4 separate regions of the Homo sapiens genome follow, and all the other regions are linked to region 3. The links are chromatin contacts, found by Hi-C in ENCODE. All regions are on one chromosome and are shown on one strand. Each heading gives the region's core, a stretch centred on a gene start or an enhancer-like site at or near the end of the contact. The rest is flanking DNA. Distances are from core to core; before and after follow the strand shown. Region 1 holds the start of ZNF417 (zinc finger protein 417). Region 2 holds the start of ZNF134 (zinc finger protein 134). Region 3 holds the start of ZNF132-DT (ZNF132 divergent transcript). Region 4 holds the start of ZNF552 (zinc finger protein 552).

Evidence for each region. A loop is a pair of places that touch in the nucleus more often than their neighbours do. Pooled maps may share reads with other maps.
Region 1: a pooled map shows a loop between it and region 3 (16-fold over the local background). The contact joins the promoter of ZNF417 here to the promoter of ZNF132-DT in region 3. A Hi-C loop is called at or near these places in 8 of 50 pooled maps.
Region 2: a loop to region 3 is called in a map of gastrocnemius medialis, with 21 times the contacts of the local background. The contact joins the promoter of ZNF134 here to the promoter of ZNF132-DT in region 3. A Hi-C loop is called at or near these places in 1 of 168 maps with a recorded cell type or tissue (gastrocnemius medialis) and 7 of 50 pooled maps.
Region 4: a map of naive thymus-derived CD4-positive, alpha-beta T cell shows a loop between it and region 3 (19-fold over the local background). The contact joins the promoter of ZNF552 here to the promoter of ZNF132-DT in region 3. A Hi-C loop is called at or near these places in 1 of 168 maps with a recorded cell type or tissue (naive thymus-derived CD4-positive, alpha-beta T cell) and 8 of 50 pooled maps.

Annotation. Positions count from the first base shown.
Region 1 is chr19:57,915,342-57,918,757 of GRCh38, forward strand. It overlaps ZNF417 (zinc finger protein 417), which reads right to left and starts at 1,251. Exons shown (of 3, transcript NM_152475.3): 1 at 1,038-1,251. The coding sequence starts at 1,070. RefSeq lists enhancers at 1,008-1,297, 1,316-2,171, 1,568-1,627.
Region 2 is chr19:57,612,417-57,615,792 of GRCh38, forward strand. It overlaps ZNF134 (zinc finger protein 134), which reads left to right and starts at 1,826. Exons shown (of 3, transcript NM_003435.5): 1 at 1,826-2,087. It also overlaps a transcript of ZNF530 not described here. RefSeq lists an enhancer at 1,721-1,900 and a silencer at 2,031-2,080.
Region 3 is chr19:58,438,543-58,441,938 of GRCh38, forward strand. It overlaps ZNF132-DT (ZNF132 divergent transcript), which reads left to right and starts at 1,906. Exons shown (of 1, transcript NR_186311.1): 1 at 1,906-3,396. It overlaps ZNF132 (zinc finger protein 132), which reads right to left and starts at 1,611. Exons shown (of 3, transcript NM_003433.4): 1 at 1,217-1,611. The coding sequence starts at 1,279. It also overlaps a transcript of ZNF324B not described here. RefSeq lists enhancers at 1,277-1,787, 2,020-2,149, 2,299-2,808.
Region 4 is chr19:57,813,574-57,816,954 of GRCh38, forward strand. ZNF552 (zinc finger protein 552) reads right to left here and starts at 1,340. Exons shown (of 3, transcript NM_024762.3): 1 at 1,138-1,340. The coding sequence starts at 1,170. RefSeq lists an enhancer at 1,615-1,664.

The sequences.
Region 1 (3,416 bases), core at 1-2,500, 520 kb before region 3:
AATGCACAGCCCTCGGCCTGCTTACTCTTCCAGGGAGAGCTCCACCTCACACTTTGTTCCAGACAGGTTCCATCCTCCCGGCTCCGTCCATCTCCAGGCCATTGCCTGCGCCCCTCCCTGTGCTTGTTGCTCTCCCCACCGCATCCCACGGGTGTCAGAAACAGGTGAAACCGTCTTTGCAAAATTATAACTGAGGAAATTATGACAGTGAAAGAAATCAGACCTTACTGACTCCGTCTTGCTTCCAACCTTTCAGCTGTCCTTGTTCATTCCTGGGTATAGGCTGAATTAACTTAGGGAAGGAATTCAGTTCATGGTTTCACTCTGAAACAAAATTGATAATAGCCCTTTCCTGAAAAGACCCCCTTCTTGCCTGGAGAACAGCCTGCCTTTGCAGGACTAACGAATTAGCTACAAGGTTAGAAATTACCGTTTAGGGGTCATGCAGCTTCTGACTCCAAGAGTCTGAACCTCCCCAAGTTGCTCCTGAAGATAAATCACTATTGTAAAACCTAAGATCAGTGCTTGAGGTATTTTGCAGATCCTGCACTGGATGGATCAGCTGACAACACACAGACCGGTAATCTGGGTCAATCAGTTCTGCCATCCCACCCAGAACAGAAAACAGCATGAAAAACTCACTTTAACCCTCTATGAATCCATCTCAGGTCCCAACCCTTACCGCCAAATTAATGTTGAAAACTCTGATCCCGGAATGCTAATGGAGACTGATTTGAGTAATAATAAAACTCCTGTCTCCAGAACAGCCTGACGGCTCTGCGTCAATTACTATTTCTCCATCGCAATTCTCCAGTCTTCATAAATCGGCTCTGTCTAGGCAGCTGGCAAGGTGAACCCACTGGACAGTTACACAGGGACCCCCACTGGACAGTTACACAGGGACCCCTCCTGCGAGCGCCTCAGTGTTCCTACGCCGGGTACCGGCTACAGACCCGTGAGCAGGAGCCGCTCCCTCGCTGGTTTAGGACCTGGGTGACGATGGGGTGACCTGAGGGCACAGAAGGCGCCACAATTACCTGAGTCGGGCGCCTCGGCGCAGCCGCTGCCATCGGACTACTTGGGGAAGCACGGCCCGGGAGCAGTGGTCGCCGTCACGGGGCTGCAGAGCCGCCTCTGGGCACCGAGGACGATTCCTCTCCACCTTCTAGGTTCAGTCACCGCGGTCCCCCCCCAGCACTCAGGGGCCACAAACTGGGGAAACACCCGCGTCACCGATACACAGCCGCTACTAGAGACCCCGGAAGTCTCAGCCTTACGTTACGTGCACACGTGGAAATGCCTTCTTTCCGAGTGCTCATTGGCTCTGACCGGCTGTCGTTTAACGCAGAGCTTTCTGGGTAATGTAGTTCCCCACTTTCCATGGCGCTAAAAAGAGCGATACCCAGAGTCCATCTGCAGGAAAAGCCCGCCATCAGGTCAGGGGTTCTCCTTAAAAAGCGCACCCTTCTGGCCGGGCGCAGTGGCTCAAGCCTGTAATCTCAGCACTTTGGAAGGCGGAGGTGGGCGGATCACGAGGTCAGGAGATGGAGACCATCCTGGCTAACACGGTGAAACCCCGTGTCTACTAAAAATTCAAAAAAAAAAAAAGTTAGCTGGGTGTGGTGGCGGGCGCCTACAGTCACAGCTACTCTGGAGGCTGAGGCTGGAGGAGAATGGCGTGAACCTGGGAGGCAGAGCTTGCAGTGAGCTGGGATCGCGCCACTGCCCTCCAGCCTGCGCGACAGAGCAAGACTCTGTCTCAAAAAAAAAAAAAAAAAAAAAAAAAAAAAAAAAAAAAAAGGCGCCTTTCTAGGGCAGAGGAGGGGTCTCACCTAGCCTTAGAAGCCGTATTGAGATTCCTGGAGACTAGTGTCTGTAACTAATCACTCAAGAATCTGGAAAAATACTGTTTCAGATTTCGGGGAGCGCAAGGTAAATAATAGGGAGCTCAAGCTAAAACTATTATTTAGGATTCTCCTAAAGGCTAAAAATCCAAATTACCACACCGTTTGAAACAGTCGTTCAGTCGCAAAATACCTGCACTGGAAGCAGAGGCTGATAAGCGTTGTTGTGTTATAATGTGTCTGAAGGCCCTCAGAAGCCTTAGAGTGCCTAAGGCAAATGAAGGAAGTTAGGGATGTGCTCCCCTATAGCAGGAGTGCAAAGCTGAATCTCTGTGATTCCTACAGAAAACAACTCTCCTGCTGATAGAATCTGTGAAAGGAAAATCTTGTGGCCTCAAAATTACTAAGCTAAAGGGAAAAGTCAATCTGGGAACTGCTCAGGGCAAACTTGCCTCCCATTCTATTCAAAGTCTTCCCTCTCCTCACTGAGATAGATGCCTATTCTGATTGCCTCCTTTGGAAGGACTTATCAGAAATTAAAAAGAATCCAACTATTTGTCTCTCTACCTGTCTACCTGTGACCTGGAAGTCCCCTCCCTGCTTCGAGTTGTTCCCGCCTTTCTGGTCGGAACCAATGTACTTCTTACATATATTCACTGATGTCTCATGTCCCCCTAAAATGTATAAAACCAACCTGTACCCCAACCACCATGGGCACATGTCGTCAGGACTTCCTGAGGCTGTGTCACGGGCATGTGTCCTCAACCTTGGCAAAATAAACTTTTTCTTTTATGAGACGGAGTCTCGCTCTTTGGTCAGGCTCGAGTGCAGTGGCGCGATCTCGGCTCACTGCAACCTCTGCCTCTCGGGTTCAAGTGATTCTCCTGCCTTAGCCTCCCGAGTAGCTGGGAGTACAGGCACGTGGCATCACGCCAATTTTTGTAGTTTCAGTACAGACGGGGGTTTCACCTTGTTTAGGATGGTCTCGATCTCCCTCGTGATCTGCCTGCCTCACCCTCCAATGTGTTGGGGTTACAGGCATGAGTCACCACACCTGGCCAGCAAAATAAACTATTTAAATTAACTGAGACCTGTCTCAAATTTGGGGGGTTCACAAATCATTATAGCGTTCAATTAATTGAACAACACTTTTTCCCACTTAGTATCCTTTACTTGATATTCTAACTTACATTCAACTCCTTTTAGTAATTTGACATCAGTCTTATAAAGAACAATAAGGCTGGGCACGGTGGCTCACGCCTGTAATCCTCGCACTTTGGGAGGCCGAGGCAGGCGGATCACCAGTTCAGGAGATCGAGACCATCCTGGCTAACATGGTGAAACCCCGTCTCTACTAAAAATACAAAAAAAAAATTAGCCGGGTGTGGTGGCACACGCCTGTAGTCCCAGCTACTCGGGAGGCTAAGGCAGGAGAATCACTTGAACCCGGGAGGCAGAGGTTGCTGTGAGCTGAGATCGCGCCATTGCACTGCAGCCTGGCGACAGAGCGAGACTCTCTCAAACAAAGAAACAAAAAACAATAAAATAAATGGTATCTTGGTAGTAGTGATG
Region 2 (3,376 bases), core at 576-3,075, 830 kb before region 3:
ATGAATAAGCATAATACTACAGCATCCCTGTTCACCTTAATATTCTGATAGCACTTTCTAAATGTTTTCTTTACTTCTCCTTCCAGGTATTATTGAGTGTTTTCAAGAATGAAAAGAGGCCTGGCATGGTGGCTCACATCTGTAATCCCAACTTTTTGGGAGGCTGAGGTGGGAGGATCCCTTGAGCCCAAGAGTTTGAGGCTGCAGCAAGCTATGATCGTGCCACTACACTCCAGCCTGTGCAACACAGTGAGATCCTGTCTCCAAAATTAAATAAATAAATAAAATTACATTTTGGAGACTAAACGCTGCTTGTAGTCATAGTTCTAACACAGCTGTGTGCTCAGCTTCATTTGCTCACTTCTCAGAATTCAATGTCTCCTGCTCAAATTTTGCTGTCATCTTAACCGTTTTCACTTATCACAGATATGTTTCTCCAGGTCCATTTCGTCATGTATCTGTGAATAACTACAGAATTATTAACTTTGAGTAATTTGGCCGGGCGCGGGGGCTCTCCTGTAATCCCAGCACTTTGGGAGGCTGAGGCGGGCAGATCACGAGGTCAGGAGATCGAGACCATCCTGGCTAACACGGTGAAACCCCATCTCTACTAAAAATACAAAAAGTTAGCCGGGCATGGTGGCAGGCGCCTGTAATCCCAGCTACTCCGGAGGCTGAGGCAGGAGAATAGTGTGAACCTGGGAGGCGGAGCCTGCAGTGAGCTATGGTCGCACCACTGCACTCCAGCCTGGGCGACTGAGCAAGACTCCGTCTCAAAAAAAAAAAACACAAAACAACTTTTGAGTAATTTAAACAATTCACAAATGTTTTTGTCTTTCTTTCCCCATACACTCGCCCTTTTCTTTTTTAAAACCATAAATAAATCTCAATTCTCAATTCAGACACTGTCGGTGTAATTGCAGGTGAAATGAGAATCACCTCCCAGCCAAGAAATCTGATCCCAATTTTCCAAATCTTTATTTCTGGGTTCAGACACCACATTTTCAGCCCCTGTCTTGGCATATAAAAGCATTTATAATGGTTCTTCTTTTCAGATAAGAAACATCACCAAAAGGAAATAGATATATCTCAACTTTTGGGCTAGGAACTCTCATTTGGATAAAAGAATATTTCTCCTTTGGTTGGACATTAGTGACCATACAGGCAGGAAAGGTGCCTTCCTTGACCACCTTCTCTCGCCTGTCTTCCTCCTCATGGTTCTCTCAGGTATTTTTTTTCTGAGGAAACCAGAGGAAGAGCTCTATATTAGTCCACTTGCCTCAGGGAGCTCCAGCATCCCTCCATAGCCACTGTCTGGAGACCATTCTTCCACTCCATGGCCCTGCCTGGGGACAATTCTCTGTTAACTCTGACCCAACTGAGGCTCACAAAACTGACTCAAAGCTTCCCTCTACAGTACACATATTTTTTAAATGAAGGAAATTTGACTGAACTATGAGTGGACTCAGAGTGACATTGGATGTTGTGTGTCCATTTGGTGGTGTGGCTTCAGGGAACATCTGTAAGAATATATCCCAATATTTCGGGGATCCCTGCAGACCTCACTACACAAGACCTGGTTGAGGGTCCTTTAAAAGGAGCGAAGCCACGCCCTGACCTCAGAGTCTCAGGGCATAATTTCTCAGCGCCCCTCGCAGTACCATTTGGCCTTTGCCCAGCGTGCAGGGGAGTTAGCCGTCACCACGGCCAAGTGCACATGAGAACTGCATTGCCCAGAAACCTGTGCGCCGCCCGGCGGCGGCACTCTTAGGGGCGTCTCCCTGCGGACGGAAGCTCTCTGGGCGGGACTTCCGGTATCTTCCTCGCGGTGGACATCTTGTCGGCTCTTAGGTGGAACCATCGGAGCAGAAGCTCGGGGTTGCTGGGCGGTTCCGAGGTGACGGAAGCGGGAGGGTGCGGGAGAAGTCGCTGTTCGCTCTGCGGAGTGGCTCGCCAGCGAAGACCCCGCCTGCGCCCCCGGGGACGGACGACCGCGGTGCCAGGGTCCCGCGACCTGGGACCCCCTCGCGGCTCCGGGTGGTCTACGAACTGTGATGGCGGCGGCCGCGGTGATGGGCCCGGCGCAGGTGGGTGCTGCCTTTCCCAGACTTTCGCCCGCCCCAAATCCTGAAGTTCCAAATGAGGAGCGCCTGTCTGAGTCCCTGCAGCGCAGGCCCCAGTGTCCAAGGCAGCGGGGCGCTGGTGGGTGGGGGCGAGTGTGACTGGCAGAGGGGCAGCCTGAGCATAGGTTTGGAGCTGGACTGAGCCCGTAGCAGTCGGGAGCGTGTGTGAACCGTAGTCAGGCCTGCAATGTCGAGGGGAGAAGTTGCTCCTTCATTGCGAGGACGATAGGAGCCATGGCGGGTTTTGAATGGTGGAGGGAAGGGATCCGAAAAAGGATTTTTAAAGTATTCCAATGTTTGCTGAGGAGGAAACCGACTACAGTGAGGTAGAAACGATGAGGATGGAGGCAAGGAGACGTTTGAGGAGGTCCCTGCAACAAACTCCAGAAGTGTTGCGGTGGTGGCTGGGCCAGAGCAGTGGCAGGAGGGGTTGGGTGGGGAAGTCATGAGATTCTGGGTAGATTTTTAAAGATGGAACCAATGGGGTTTCCTGCCGCATCAGATGTGGTCGTGAGTGAATGTAGGGAGGAAAGGGCTATCCAGGGTTTTTTTGGCCTGTTTTCCTTCCTGAACGTGTGAAAGAATGGAAATTGGTAAGTCACAGCAGGGAGCACGTTTCAGGGGCATCAGGAATTGGGTTTTGGACTTGGTGAATCTAAGGTGTTCTGCACTGGAGGTTCATCACGGGTAGCTGAACATGCAGGTCTGGGGTTCTAGAGAGGGAGTTGTGCTAGAGACTTCAATGGGTGAGGCATAAGGTCAAAGCCTGTAGTAGATCAGATTTAGAGGGTGGAATTTCAAGGAAGTTATTTTGTGTGGTCTCTGAAGTGAGAGGTGGGTTTAGGGTGGAAGGCCAGGGATGAAGGGGTGGACACTTAAGATTCCTTCCAGAAAGGAGGGGTCCTGGCATGTGAAAGCATTCTAGATGGTGTTGTTGGAAGTCAATGCTTGGTGCTGCAAAGTGAAACCAGCACTCAGGCAAAAGTTTTCTCAGCAAGGCAATTTACTTCTGTGCAAGTGTGCTGCCTGTGTTAATCACGATCCCAAGAGCACACTGAACAAAGGAGGGAAGGGGTTTTTATCTCTAACCCATAGTCCCTACCTTCCTCTGTGTCACTCCCCCATGGGCTGGGGTCGGACCGCTTAATCTAAGCTGAGCCAATTGGGTATTTGTGAGTATTTTCCAAATAAGGAAGAGGGAAGGGGAAGGTGAGTTACAGTGGTGGGACATGTGAGTTGTGTAGGACGTGTGG
Region 3 (3,396 bases), core at 656-3,155:
GGCTCACTGCAAGCTCCGCCTCCCGGGTTCAAGCCATTCTCCTGCCTCAGCCTCCCGAGTAGCTGGGACTACAGGCACCCACCACCACGCCTGACTAATTTTTTGTATTTTTAGTAGAGATGGGGTTTCACCGTGTTAGCCAGGATGGTCTCAATCTCCTGACCTAGTGATCCACCTGCCTCGGCCTCCCAAAGTGCTGGGATTACAGGCGTGAGCCACCACGCCCGGCAATTTTTTTTTTTTTTTAAGACAGAGTCTCGCTCTGTCACTCAGGCTGGAGCGCAGTGGCACGATCTCAGCTCAATGCAACCTCCATCTCCCAGATTCAAACAGTTCTTCTGCCTCAGTTTCCCAAGTTGCTGGGATTACAGGTGCACACTACCATGTCCTGGCTAATTTTTCTGTATTTTTAGTAGAGGTGGGGTTTCGCCACGTTGGCCAGGCTGGTCTTGAACTCCTGACCTCAAGTGATCTGGCCGCCTTGGCCTCCCAAAGTGCTGGGATTACAAGTGTGAGCCACTGCACTCAGCCTTAGGTCAATCTTAACATTTCACTTTCTTTCACTGTCCCACATCAGGTAATCCATGGCCCAGTTTGGGCAGATTCAGAAGCCAACCATCTGTCCTACCTCCACGGGCACCCCTCTGTCCAGCTACCCAAAGCACACATCTGGACCACATCTGTCAGCTCCTCACTGGCCTTCCTGCTCCACCATCACCATCCCTCCAGTCTGCTGCCCACTAGGCATCCATAGGGCGTCTGTTAAGACTGGAGTCAGAGCACCTACTTCCTCTACTCCAAACCTTCCATGGCTCCCACCACCATCAGAATAGAGGTCCAGCTCCTCAGGCTGCCATTCCAGGCCTAACTATTGGTTTCCCTTCCCTGTTTCCACCAGACTAAATGGAGACCGGCAGTCCCCAGAATGCTTCCATTTCATCACCACTAAACAAGGTACACATGCTGGTCACTGTCCCTGGGACAGCCTTCCAGATCTCATTCCACAGGATTCCAGAAATGGGAATCCCTCGATATAACCCCTTGCCTGGATTCAGGATGGTAAGGGTAAGTGACTCCCAGGGCAGGGCCCAGGACCCACGTGTGAGGACAGGACACGATCAAGAGTCCCAGGACACCAACATCCCCTCTATCTGGGCTTCAGGATCCTGAGGGCCGGAATCCCAGCGGGTGAGGGCCTGGGGCACACTCCACTTACCTGCGCCGGGCCCATCAGCAACGCTGGCAACCCCATTAGAACCTGTGGGCTGGGCAGGGCCATAACAGGAGGCCCAGGGCTAGCCCTGCCGCTGGGCCGAACCCTCACACTTCCGCTGGGTGACGGTCGCACTCAGGACCTGTCTTCCCAAATGCAAAATGCGCGCAAGGCCTCTGGGCACCGCAGGGACGAAGGCTGGGTATGGAGACCCTGGAGACGCGTGGCGCTGGCTCCACTTTCGGGAACACCTTGGCTCATAAAAGCAGAGTAATTAGCCGGGCACTATGGTGCGTGTGAAGGCGCGGTGACGGTCCCTGCACCCACTCCCGTGCCCTGGTGTGGCTCCAGAGGCCTGCTGTAGCCCAACCCACCAGCAGCAAAATGAGGACCGCAATGGCGGCGCCGGAAGTCCCGCCTCTCAATGACAGCTCGGACTTGCCACTGGTCCGAGCTTTCATTGGCTCAAGGATCCCCGCCGTCTATGACGCTATTTCCCTATGCCCGTCACGCTACTGCTAGGTCGTTGCCAAGGTGATTGAGGAATGGCGTTTATTGCGTCGCTGCTCAGGCAACGCAAACTACATTATCCAGAAGGACCCTCGCGGTGCCTCAGGGCTGGCCATTGGCAGCCGAGGAGACAGGCACTTCCGGGCGGAGTGTAAGACGCTGGCCAATCACAGCCTGGCAGCGGGACTTCCGTCGTCGTCCTCGGACCATCACTTTGGCATTTCTCGATTTTGTCTGCTTCTGAAGGGACCGCGTTGTCAGGCGAGGGACGGAATCTTGGAGGCTCCCTGGGCCCATGGAAACAGGAGCGAGGAAGGCACGAGAGTCGGGGAAGTTCCGCCTTCTTGACATACAAGCGCCCCCACCGCGGCGAATATCGCCCCTGAGCCCAGTGTTCGCCCCCCACAACACCGCACCCCCCTTCCCCACCCTGTGCCTTAGATAAAGCCGGCCCAGTGGGACCCTCAGGTTGCACCGCGCGGAGGTGTCCGCGGCTCTCGGGAGTCGTCGCCCTTGGCGTTATGTTGGCTTTAGGGAGCGCGAGGCCGAGGCCAAGAAAAGCTACGCATTGGGAGGTCTTGACCCAGTGTGCGCCCGGCTGTAGGCATGGAACGTGCGCCAAAGGTCTCCTGGCACCCACTCCGCTGGACTCAGCACCATTGTCCTAAGTCTCCGATTGAGAAGTATCTGCCCCAGGTCCTCTGCGGGCCCCACTGAACAGTGTGGAGCGTTCACAGGTTGGGGGTCACCATTTCAGAATCCAGTTTGTTGAGACGTGGAGGGTACAGGAGGAGGGATCTGCATATGCGAAGACTTGGACTTGACCCTGACCTGAGCGTTCAGGCAGGCTCTCATGCCCCCTTGGCAGCGAGTGGAGAGCGTAAGAGGAGTCCTGCCTCTCCTGGCACACCGAGGGCGCCTGGGAGCCATGAAAGGTGTTGAACAGAAAAGGGATGGACATGACCTGAGTTAGAATTTGGAAAGTATTTCAGTGGTTGCTGAATGAACACACTACTGGAGAAGGTGGTTGTAGTGGGGCTGGAAGCAGGGAGACTGTGGGGGAGGTTATTGCAGTATTGTTCCAGACAGTTATGATAGTGGCCTGTCCAGAACGGAAGCAAGAAGGATGGGAGAAGTGATCAGATTCCCAGTGGATCTTCAAGATAGAGCTAATGGAATTTTTTGCTACCTTAGATAAGTGGAATAAGCATGAGTAGGGGTGAAGGACCATCCCAAGTAGTTAGGAAGAATTAGGATGCCTCCTGTGGAGAATAGAGGTTGGCAGTTGGCAGGAGGAGGATGTTTCATGGAAGATTAGCGATGGATTTTGTAGGTATAGAGTCTGAATTGTCTGGAGACCTGTGAGTGGAGGTGTCAAATGGGCCTCTGGATATATAGAATTCTGGTGTGGCTTCAGGACGTCCAGACTGCATTATGTTGGTGGCCTGGCCCAGTGAACGGCCTGAGGATAGGATTTGGGAAGGAGGGTTTTAGGTTGGAGGACCAGTGGCTAGGGCTCACGCTCAGTGCTTAGATCACATCTGTCTGCCCATTGGCTTGGTGTTGCAGGGCTTAATGACCTTTGAGGACAGGGTCAGTACATCTTCCAAGAATGTGGGGCTCCTTAGTGAGGTCCAAGGGGGCTTCTACAGTGACATGATACTACAGAGCTT
Region 4 (3,381 bases), core at 90-2,589, 630 kb before region 3:
CAACAATAGTTAGTTGAACAAATAGGTATCTGTGCGGTGGCTGTGATATAAGAGTCCACCCCCTCCTGACAGGCACTTCCCCTAGTATGGCCGAGGTCATGGAAAGCCCAATGTGGCACCTTCAGCACAGCAGAGATACCCTCTCTGAACGCACCTCATTCTTTTTTTTTTTTTTTTTTTTTTTTTTTTGATACGGAGTCTCGCTCTGTCACCCAGGGTGGAGTGCAATGGCGCGATCTCGGCTCACGCAACCTCCGCCTCCCGGGTTCAAGCGAGTCTGCTGCCTCAGTTTCCCAAGTAGCTGGGATTACAGGCATGCGCCACCACGCCTGGCTAATTTTGTATTTTTAGTAGAGACAGGGTTTCTCCATGGTTGGTCAGGCTGGTCTCTACCTCCGGACCAACCCGCCTAGGCCTCCCAAAGTGCTGGGATTACAGGAGTGAGCCACTGCACCCGGCCCCACCCTCCACTTTCTTGTATGCGTTCCTTAAATGCTTCTACAGCCATAAAGGCCTGAGGGAAGAGGCTGACTTTACAGGACTGTGTCCCTGATAGGATCTGGTAAGCTCAGGCCTCCCTGAACGCTTTTGTGTCCACGGAGCCAGGTGACCTTGGACTATTGTCTAACCTGCGTGTCTCAGCACAAAGTGTCATCTCTACCACCTATATGATCTACAAGGATTCAATCTCAAAGGGCCCCAACGTCATCCCCTCTCTACTCTGTTATTTATTTGGCCTTTAGGAAACTTTAAAAGCCTGGACTTTGATCCAGTCCCTTCTTTCTTGGAAATTCTCCTATTTCTAGTGTCCTCGCAATGATTTCACAGCCCCCAGCCTCCTTGCTTTTCCAGGAGGAGTTCCGCCTCACAGGTTGTTCCCTACAGGCGCCTGTGGACCCCAGGTTCCATCCTCCCGGATCCGTCCATCTCCAGGCCATTGCCCGCGCCCCTCCCTGTACCTGTCGCTCTCCCCACCGCATCCCACGGGTGTCTGAAACAGGGATCCCTCCCGAGAGCGCCTCAGTGTCCCGACGCCGGGTCCGGGTTGCAGAGCCGTAAACAGGTGCCGCTCCCTCGCTGCTTTAGGACTTGTGTGACTAGGAGGTGACCGGAGAGCACGGAAGGCGCCACAATTACCTGAACGGGGAACCTTAGCGCGGCCGCCGCCATGGGACCACGTGGGGTAAGCTGGGTTGAGAGCAGCGGGCGCCGTTAAAGAGCTGCAGAGTCACGTCTGTGCAAAGAGAAGAACGACTCTCGACCTCCTGGATCCAGTCACCACCACGGTCCCAACACAGCGCTCCAAGGACTCCCTAACGCCAATGGAAATGGTCGCTACTAAAGGGCGCCGGGAGTCCCGCCTCTACCTTACTTGCGCACACGGAAACGCCTTCAATGTGAACTCTCACTGGCTCTGCCGTGCTGTCATTTGACGCAGAGCTTTCTGGGTAATGTAGTTTCCCAGGTTCCAAGGCCGTAAAGAGAGAGATTCCCAGGGGCGCTTCGGAAGGAAAAGCCCAGCTCCACCTCCGGGGCCCTCAGGGAAGCCTCCTGACCCGCACGGTGGCGCGCGCCTGTAATCCCAAATTTTGAGAGGCTGAGGTGTCAGGACTGCTTGAGCCCAGGTGGTCCAGGCTGCACTGAGCTATGACTGCACCACTGCACTCCAGCCTGGGCGACAGAACCTGTCTCAAAAGAAAAAGAAATGTTAATTAAGCGTTTGTGCTGTTAAGGGAGGAGACCACCTCTCATATTGTTTTATGCCCAATTTCTGCCTCCAAAGAAACAAGTAAAAACTAAAAGGCAGAAATGAAATCCACAGGCAGACAGCCAGGTGCCAACCCTGGGCCTGGTTAAAGATCGACCCCTGACCAAACCGGTTATGTTATCTATGGATTCCAGACATTGTATGGAAAAGCATTGTGAAAATCCCTGTCCTGTTCTGTTCCGTTCTGATTACCACTGCATGCAGCCCCCAGTCGTGTACCCCCTGCTTGCTCAATCGATCACAAACCTCTCATGTGGACCCCCTTAGAGTTGTAAGCCCTTAAAAGGGACAGGAATTCCTCACTTGGGGAGCTTGGTAGTTGGAGATGTGAGTCTTGCCAAAGCTCCAGGCTGAATACAGCCCTGCGGCTTGTCCTGCTACATTTCTTGGTTCCCTGACTGGGAAGCCAGGTGATTAACAGATAGTCGAGGCAGCCCCTTAGGCAGCTTAGGCCTGCCCTGTGGAGCATCCCTACAGGGGACTCTGGCCAGCTTGAGGGACGCAGAACCTGAGAGCACTCCCGGGTAGGCAATTGCCCCAGTGGAACACCTCGCCAGAGTGGCGTGTGGCAGGCCCCCACAGAGGATCAATGCAGCGGCTGAACACTGGGAAGGAACAGGCACTTGGAGTCCGGACATCTGAAACTTGGTAAGACTAGTCTTTGGAACTTGCCCACTCCATTTGAGTGGAAGGGTGGCCTGATCACCCACGGCATGCCTGTACCGGCACTTTGGTTTTTGTTTTTGACTTGATTTGGATTGCTTGATACTTTCGTTTTGGTTTTGACCTGGCTTGGATTTCTGGATACTCTGATTTGGATTTTGATTCTGGTTTGGTGTAAACGGTAAAAGTGTATGTGTGCCCTTTTTACCTGTTCTTTGTTTTGTGGTGTGCGTGTGGTGTGAGCGTGGTGTTTTGTCTCAAAGAAGCATGGGTCAGGCACAAAGTAAGCCCACTTCACTAGGAACTATGTTGAAACATTTCAAGAAAGGATTTAAGGGAGATTACAGTGTTACTATGACACCAGGAAAACTTAGAACTTTGTGTGAAATAGACTGGCCAGCATTAGAGGTGGGTTGGTCATCAGAAGGAAGCCTGGACAGGTCCCTTGTTTGAAAGGTATTGTGTCCAGAATTGGTTCCTTCCGGTGGGTTCTTGGTCTCGCTGACTTCAAGAATGAAGCCGCAGACCCTCACGGGCAGTGTTAAAGTTCTTAAAGATGGTATGTCTGGAGTTTGTTCCTTCAGGTGTTCAGATGTGTCTAGAGTTTCTTCCTTCTGGTGGGTTCGTGGTCTCGCTGGCTTCAGGAGTGAAGTGGCAGACCTTCGCGGTGAGTGTTACAGCTCATAAAGGCAGTGCGGGCCCAAAGAGTGAGCAACAGCAAGATTTATTGCGAAGAGCGAAAGAACAAAGTTTCCACAGTGTGGAAGGGGACCTGGGCGGGTTGCTGCTACTGGCTGGCCAGCTTTTATTCCCTTATTTGACCCCACCCACATCCTGCTGATTGGTCCATTTTATACAGCGACAGAGTGAGACTCCACCTCAAAAAAAAAAAAAAAAAAAAAAAGAAGAATCTCATTTTGAAGCCAAAACCATCAGAGTGACCATTCCAA